Linked DNA regions of Mus musculus: region 2 is linked to region 1. A link is a loop called in an ENCODE intact Hi-C map of the cell type or tissue named here. Cell type or tissue: left cerebral cortex. All regions are shown on one strand.

Evidence for each region. Hi-C counts contacts between places; a loop is a spot of excess contacts. Peaks named below come from ENCODE experiments on the same cell type or tissue, not always from the same donor. Only the 100,000 strongest peaks of a DNase experiment are listed, where the experiment ranks them.
Region 2: it touches region 1 in a loop (2.5-fold over the local background); 1 of 42 quality-filtered maps calls a loop at or near these places.

The regions. Positions count from the first base shown.
Region 1 is chr2:148,362,443-148,366,442 of GRCm38, reverse strand. No RefSeq gene overlaps it. Among named protein-coding and RNA genes, the nearest start is that of Gm39957, 27 kb to the left of the region's middle. In left cerebral cortex, no CTCF peak of the experiment used is centred here; a DNase peak (open chromatin) is centred at 1,717.
Region 2 is chr2:148,257,884-148,261,883 of GRCm38, reverse strand. No RefSeq gene overlaps it. Among named protein-coding and RNA genes, the nearest start is that of Gm36597, 89 kb to the right of the region's middle. In left cerebral cortex, no CTCF peak of the experiment used is centred here; a DNase peak (open chromatin) is centred at 2,430.

The sequences.
Region 1 (4,000 bases):
TTTTATCATTGTGCTTTTTATACTCAACCGCTGATCTCTCTATCATGACTTTTATGCGTGATATGAAAGTCAAGGTTCACTTCCTATTTACACAGGTCAATGGACCAAGTACCTCATTGAGTAGATCCTTCCTTGCCCGCATACTGCCTCAGGTGGAGATCCTTTGTTGTGAATCAGATGGTGGTCTTGTCTACATCTGTGCCATTTAAATAGCACAGATATGGAATCTACAAGGAACTCTTACAGAAGGTGACAGGTAAATAAAAATGGGGTAGTGCATTTTATAGAAGTTTGAGCACATTCTTGTCCTATGTTCATACTGAGCACCTGCTGCTTAGCATTTTAATAAGAAACATTTGTAAAATATGTTCTACTGAGTACATACATAGTTCCCCATTTGGGTTATTTCCTTTTTTTTTTTTTGATTATGTGTAATCACATTCACTACTCCTATAAGTCTTAGTTTATATGTTTCTAGCTAGATTGTAGAAATCTTAGAGCTTCAATTTATTTTACAAAATGTTTTACCATTGTGTTTATACTTTTTATGGTTAATGGTTCATAACTAGACAGAGAAACAAGTCTACAGATTTTGAAAGTTCACCCTGGGTCAAACAGAAGCTTTGGGAAGACGACATTAGGACCTAGAATGGATTAGAAAGTCAAGGCTACATGGATGGTAGGAGGCTCACAGACTCATGTTTTAGAGGATATTTATGTTAGAAAGGAAAAGTCCAATACATAGTCTGGTTGGAGTGAAGCCAAATGCTCAAAGCATTTCTGAAAACAATGTAAAATGAGACCTCCACCCCTGGATGTGTTTTCTGGAAAAAGTAAGGGAAGAAGGCCCAAGAAAACATGGATGATGAAAGGAAGTCAAAGAAGCATGCCTGGCAGTCGACTTTGCCATCTAACAAAGAGTTTAGGAACATTTGGAGCAGGGCAACACTCATCTCACTATGAACACTTTAATGTGCAGGGCATAGTCTCACTGTTTCAGTACTGTTGTGAATTCAGTGATGAATCCTGCCAGCCCTTGTCAAAAGACATCAACATCAAGGACATGAGCCATTGTGTTTAAGATTAGAAAGGAAATTGTGTTTTTCCACTTATAACATGACTAGCCAGAAGAAGGAAGGAGTGGAAGGGCTGGGTTTGTTGGTGTCTATATGTTTCTCTCTCTCTCTCTCTCTCTCTCTCTCTCTCTCTCTCTCTCTCTCTCTCTCTCTGTGTGTGTGTGTGTGTGTGTGTGTGTGTGTGTGTGTGTGTCCGTGTCTAGAGGTCAGTGTCAAATGTCTTTCTGTTTCTTTCTACCTTGTTGCTTTTGCAACACAGTCTCTTACTGAACCTGGAACCTGACATTTTGGTGCTAGCCTTCAAGGCCTGGGATATTCACACAGAATGACCTGAGATTTCAAACATCCTGGGTTAGAGTAAAAACAAAACAAAAAAAAAGGTGCCATTTGCGATGTGATATTTAATGTGATTAAGGGGGGCACTTCCCTTTGAACATGGACTTTGGTTGCTACAAACCAAGCTTCCAGAAGAATCCTGAAACAGAATCTTATGCCTTTAAGAGTTGCATTTCCTTAGTATAATTGGAGAGACAATCCTTTTTCCTTTTCACTTTGGAATACTAGTCTCCAGGGACTTGTGCAACATGCAGTCTTCTGAGTAGTGGCAGATGGAGCCAACTTCAACAATCACAAGTGTCTTGAGTGGGTGTGGTGGGTTCTGCCTTCTGTGGTAGTATTACATTCTGTCTCATTGCTTTGGATGCTCAAACAAAATCAGTGTTCACTGCAGTATCAGCTGAAGGCACTCCTCTTCAGGGCTTTTTGGAGAACCCTGACACACGCACACGCACATGCATATGCACACACTGAGAACGATGTATTAGATTAGAATCTTGAGTCCATTCTCCAGAGTGTGTTGAGGACAGTCCTTCCTCCCTAAAAGAAAGATTGTCTATCAGATAAGCACACGAAGCTAAAATACATCATATAGTACAGGGGTGGTTTCTATTTCATCATATAAAAGATCCAAAGTCCATTGGTAATTTTGTTTAATTAGACAGTTATTAGAATATGTCTGCTGTTTTGGGGAAGGGTGAGGTTGAACCAGTATATTAGAAGAAGGGTGCAAGGACTAAAATATAGCTCAATGGTTAGGCAGTTGCCTAGCATTTACAAAACATGGGTTTGATTACGAGTAAAGGGAAAGGGAGAAAAGAAAAGAAATGAAAAGAAAAGAGAAAAGGAAGAAAAGGAAGAAAAGGGTACAGCTCATACAGCTTGACAAACACCCAGCATGTCTTTAAATCTGCAAGACAGCCACTACTAAAGATAGCTGATCAAATTAACCAAAATTGACAAAGCATCTCTGAAAGCACAGAAAGGATTTGGTTCAACTCTTCAGGAGTGGCTCAGATCTGGGAGTCTCAGGGCTGAGAATGATATGGGATACAGGGAAAGTAAGGGAGCAGGTACAGTAGTCACAGCCCAGGCAGCTGCATCTCCAGCTCTCTGGCCTCCTGCCCTGTTTTCCACTGTACTCACATCTCCAGACCCCCAAGTCAGTTCTCTGCATATCACAGCCTTGGGAAGAAGATGGAATGCCAACCTGCAGATAACTTTGCATATGACCTCTTGCCACACAAGGAAAACCTATTTTGAAATTTGGGCACAGGTGACTGCTTTGGCGTACTCTCCTTTGGGATGCTGCAGAGAGAACTACCCATAGGGTTTGAGCCTCCACCTAACACTTGCAGCAGTTTGCATGTTGACTGATTGATTTTGTTGAACGATGCTCAGACCTAATGTAACGCTATCCCCTTGTGTGTGTTTGAGTGATCTCAGCCTCTCTCACTGCAGATATTTACTATTTATCCCTTCGTAGCCGCAGTCTTCAATAGAATGTGTTCCTTTGTCCACATAGCTTTTCCCCTTTGGATGAGTATTTCGATTGTTTGCAATTTTTCCTATGAAGTTCAATCACATTCATTACTCCCCAAAGGCTTAGTTTATATGTTTCTAGATTGTAGGGATTTTAAAATACCAACACTGGATCCAAGGTTATGTGGCTTTAATAACTATTGCTAGATACTTGCCCGAATGAATTTGGTGGTCAGCGTTACTACCAGAGTGGTATGAAGGGGATTATTTTTTATCCCTGTTCTAACAGTGTTCACTAATATTCTTCTGAGGGAACTGTATCAAATTATTGTTTATATATGTGTTGGTTTCCTGTGAAGACTGGGGAAGTTAAAACATTTTATGCATGTATTGCCTCTGTGGGTTTCTGTAACAATCATTGCTTCATATTTTTAGTGACTATTGTTTTCTTTTTGTATGATACTATCAGACTTTTCTATGCTATTGAAATATTGCTTTTCATTTTCATGGTAATACTGTACAAAAGGTCCCCCACCCCAGCATTAATCATGTGAGCCTTTCCCTCTATAATTATCTAAATCTTATGTGGGGCTGTTTGTTTTTAAAAGTAAGCCAGGGCCCCTGACCTCCATTGACCCCCATCACAGTGTGTATTCTTTTCCAGCTACTGATTGCCCTTCTCTCAAGAACTTCTGCCTCCACATCTCTACTGCAGCTCACCTGCCTCAGGGCCCAATTTGGACCAGCTTCTTGGTTTCCTAGAGATAACTGAATGGGCTAGGGAGTGTAGTGAGTCTCATCCAGAGTAGATAGAGCCTGAGACACAGTTCCAACAGTTCCACTGAAGTTTAGCCTGAAAAAAATCCCACATCCCTAGCTAATAGGCCTGAACCCAACAGCTTATAGAAAGCTGTGGCTCAGTACCTTAAGGTTCCCTGTGGGACCCTGGTGTCTTCTCAAAGCAGAACTGTGAAAAACCTTGGCTAAGGCCTGGTGGGTTTGGTCATTGAGGTCCTATGTTGTATATGGCAGCCTCATCTCCTGTTCTTGGAGCTTCATTATCTGTGGTTCCATCAGAGACAGATTCATTTAAGATGGCACAAGGA
Region 2 (4,000 bases), 100 kb after region 1:
GAGACCTAACTCAGATTCTCTGCAAGAGCAATACATGCTCTTAATCTCAGAGCTACCTCTCTAGCCCCTAAATTAGCCACTTCTGATATGTAGTTTAATCAAACTCCATGCAATCATGTTCATTTTCTGATTTTTTTAAATCTGGGATGGAAGATGCCACCTGTGCTCTGGGACAGTCCTGTTTTCACTCTACACACAGTAGGTCAGCACTGCAGGAGATACACCCTCTACTACATTTTGAAAGATAGACCGGATTCCTATAAGCCACCTAGCTACCTCACTCTTGCACCTATATCTAAAGTATGTGGTTAGTGGGTGAATTGCTTTCTATTTCTCTGCAATTCTCCTATACCATCACATACCATTTTGTCCTTATTGATAATCCCCTCAGAAGCTGAATTAGAGACACAGCCAAGCTGTCTAACTCTCATCTATGGGTCGTTTCAAATGATGTCTGCCCCTGAGCTTTAGAAGTATGTGCTGCTTTGATTAAAATTGATCAGCTTAGTGACATTGTCCCAGCTGAACTGTTCAAGTGCATCATTATCACATCATAGCCTTGTGCCAGCCTCTTCCTCAGTCCAGGTTCCTGGCCTTTTGAATTTCTTAGGTGGTGACTCTGTGTCTGACCTTCCGTCCCAGACCCATGAACAGGCAAAAGAGAAGCTGACTGACCCCTGAGCATCATCTCTGTTCCCTGGGGAGGCTGACAGGATCCCTCCTTCCTTGAGTCAGGGAGAGTGGAGTGCGATAGAATAGGGGAATCAGGTGGGAGGAAGGAAAGGACAGGAGCCAATGAGGCAGGAGTCAGAGGAGCTCAGGCTCAATGTGGGGAGTAAACCCTGGGGTGGGAAGGTTTGAACGGGAGAGAGGGAATTCATTTCAGCTGACTCTGTGTCTTCCACATCCAGAGCCCAGCACTGCTATTTGTCAGCAAGCTCCCGAGGGAGTGATTTTCAAGTGTGTATGTCTAGTTATTTCAGCGCTATTAGTGTATTTACTTACTTCACAGGTACTAAAAGTATCTCCAAGGTCTTTTACTCCTCTATAAAGCAGGCTTCAAGTGGTGGCACCTCCTTACATGTGAGCACTGACATGGACCAGAAAGAATTTTGATAGAAAGTAGCATCCAATGCAGACCACAACTCTGTATTTACAAGGCAGAATTTTCTGGGTAATTCATAATAAGGGATGGCTCTTTGTCTGCCTTCCCTCCTATAGTTGTGTGCTGGTAACTGGGTAGACAGATAATGTGCTGGAGCTTGATGTCAAAAAAGCATCTTCCATCATCGAATGGAGGCTTAGAGAAGGTGTTGAGCAGGCTGCCATAGAGATTAGCCACGTTACCCTGGGTAACAGAGCAAGGATAGCTTCCCTTTGCAGGTCCATAGCACAGCCTATAAAAGCAAAACAAAATGAAATGTCGATCCTTCTATGTGTAGCTTCTAGCTTTTGTAAATTGCTTATTTGGCTTTGAAAGGCCATTGCAATGATAAGGAGGCATACTTTCATTGTGTTTTCTCAAAAGAAAGTAATATCCCAGTTTATAGTGTGTGGTTCTTGTCTTACTATACATAAGATGAGGCCAAGTGGTTATGTGGTTTGCCCACAGGGAAAGCAAGACCAAACCACAAGGATAAACTTACAGCACCAGGACAAAGGAGGGAAAAAATTAAAAAGCCCGGCAACTTGAGGCTGGGAGAAGTCTTCTGAGTAAACAAAGTCCTGTTGATTCTTAGAATGCAGCTCTCCACTTTCTTCCCACTTCAAGGAATGAGCTAAATTTATCAGCCTACGAAGCCATACTGTGAGACCTTAAGTTTACCACCAATATAGACTACCTGTTAGGTAAAATTTTCTGTGTCTTCATCATTGACCTTGACATTAGTAAGAGAATGCTTATCACTCTCTGTACAGTATGTGGTAGCCAAAGAAAAAGCTTTTCTCTCTTAGAGAAAACAACCAAATCTGTGCTTGTTTTATTAAGAAACGCCAGCCTCTCTAGCATGTAGAGTTAGAGAATGGTCTTGGATATTTACGCTGGAGCAACCACAAGTAGCTGATATTGAGGTGTTGGGATTCAGGTGGAGAAGAGGGATTTATCTTTACTTAAAGAGGAATCATGACTACTGTGGGCCCTTCACCCAAGTAAGTCGAAGCCTTCTGTGTGTAGGATAAAAAGCCTTTTTTGTATAGCTGTGTTAACCAACATGGGCAATGAGTCTAAAGCTAATACCATGAAAAAACCATTTATAAAGCATTGATTGGCTTCAAGTAGATTCTAAAAGCTCTTGGGCTGGGTAAGGCAGATGTTTGCAGAATGTGTAGCTTGGGCAATTTGGAGGATAATTCAAACCACCGAATTTCTTGGTTTTCTTTCTGCGGCTGGCTGACTGGCTTCACAATCTCAGTAATTCTGAGAGGCAGCACGGCTGCCTTGTGCTCTCATGCAAGCTGAAGTGTGGGCGATTTCTTCCCCATGGGTCACTTCTCTACAGGAGTAAAAATGTTTTAAGACCATGAGCTTTCCTTGAAGTCTTAGATCCTGACAACGTAAAAAGAAAAGTGTACTTACCAGAAGAGCAGACACTACTGGATTCAGTGAGAAAGAAACTGAGTGGTTTGGTTGAGTAGATGGCTTTAAGTCAGAAACCATAAAAGAGTGTCCAGTCCGGTAAAGTCCCACCTTTCTGTCTTCACCTCTACCAGCCTGCTGGTTCAAATATATATATATAGTTTTTTTCTTTACTTCTCACCAAAATTGTATGTTTTTCTTTATTCTTTAAAAATCAACCCATATATTTGAACATCAGAAACTGATAGTTTTCTTCAGCTTTCGTTTATATTTTACTGAAAATTAACATGACAGTAGGACAGACAGTATCTCCTCTGTGTAGAATCAATTTTTTAAATTAATTTAAAATTTTTTATGTATATAAGTATTTTACCTGCAGGTATGTGTAGCATGGGTATACCTCATACCTTAGGGGGGCAGAGGACATCAGATCCCCTGAAACTGTACTTAGAGATATTTTTGAGCTGCTATGTTGTTTCTGGGACTTGACTTGGGTTCTCTGCAAGAGCAACAAGTGCTCTTAACTGCTGAGCCATCTATCCAGCGATGGCTATTGAAAAATCTTAAAAGCAAAATGAAACATCTGTGTTTGGCTTCCGTCAGGCTAATCTGTGACACTTCCAGGAGGCATATCCAGAATAGATGACCAAGTCATTGTCCCTAATCCTAGCCATCCCTGTTGTCTGCTATATTCTGTCATAATTAATTTTCTTTTATAAATGTGAAGTCCCATTTTAATTACTCCCCTTTGAGAGGCTGTGTTTGAGACAGGATTTCTCTGTGTATTCTAGGCTGTCCTGGAATTTACTCTGCTAACCAAACTAGCCCCCAACTCAGATATCTACCTATTTCTACCTCCCAAGTGCTGGGATTAAAGGTGTGCAACACCACAACCCAGCTTTTCATTTCTCTTATTAGTGTAAGATTGAAATAAGTTTATTGAATGCTTGGTAGAGTGGGCTGTTATTATTTTATGAGTATTTAAATTAATTTTCATAATTATATTTGATCATATTCTTTCCCCTTTTTCAACTTCTCCAAAATTGTCCCCACCTCCCTACCCACCCAACTGTGGTGTGTGTGTGTGTGTGTGTGTGTGTGTGTGTGTGTTGACAGCTTCCGTAACACAGGAAGTTCTGGTGTAGAGCATAATCTACAGCCATGGTCTCTGAATTAGAAACAGTACCCCTTCAACCCTCATCCATTGGAAAGATCACAATGCATCTTGGGCTGTCACTTTTGTTCTGACAGCCTTTCACTGGACTGGTCTTTGTTGACACTTAATCTCCCCATGACTACCTGCCTTGAGAAAGGAACAGCCATCTCTGTCAGTACACTAAACTTGTAAACTTTTCCTACTATAGTGTGCCACTGACTCGGCTCTTGGGTATTTAGTCTCAGCAATGTAAAGGCTGAATAACACAA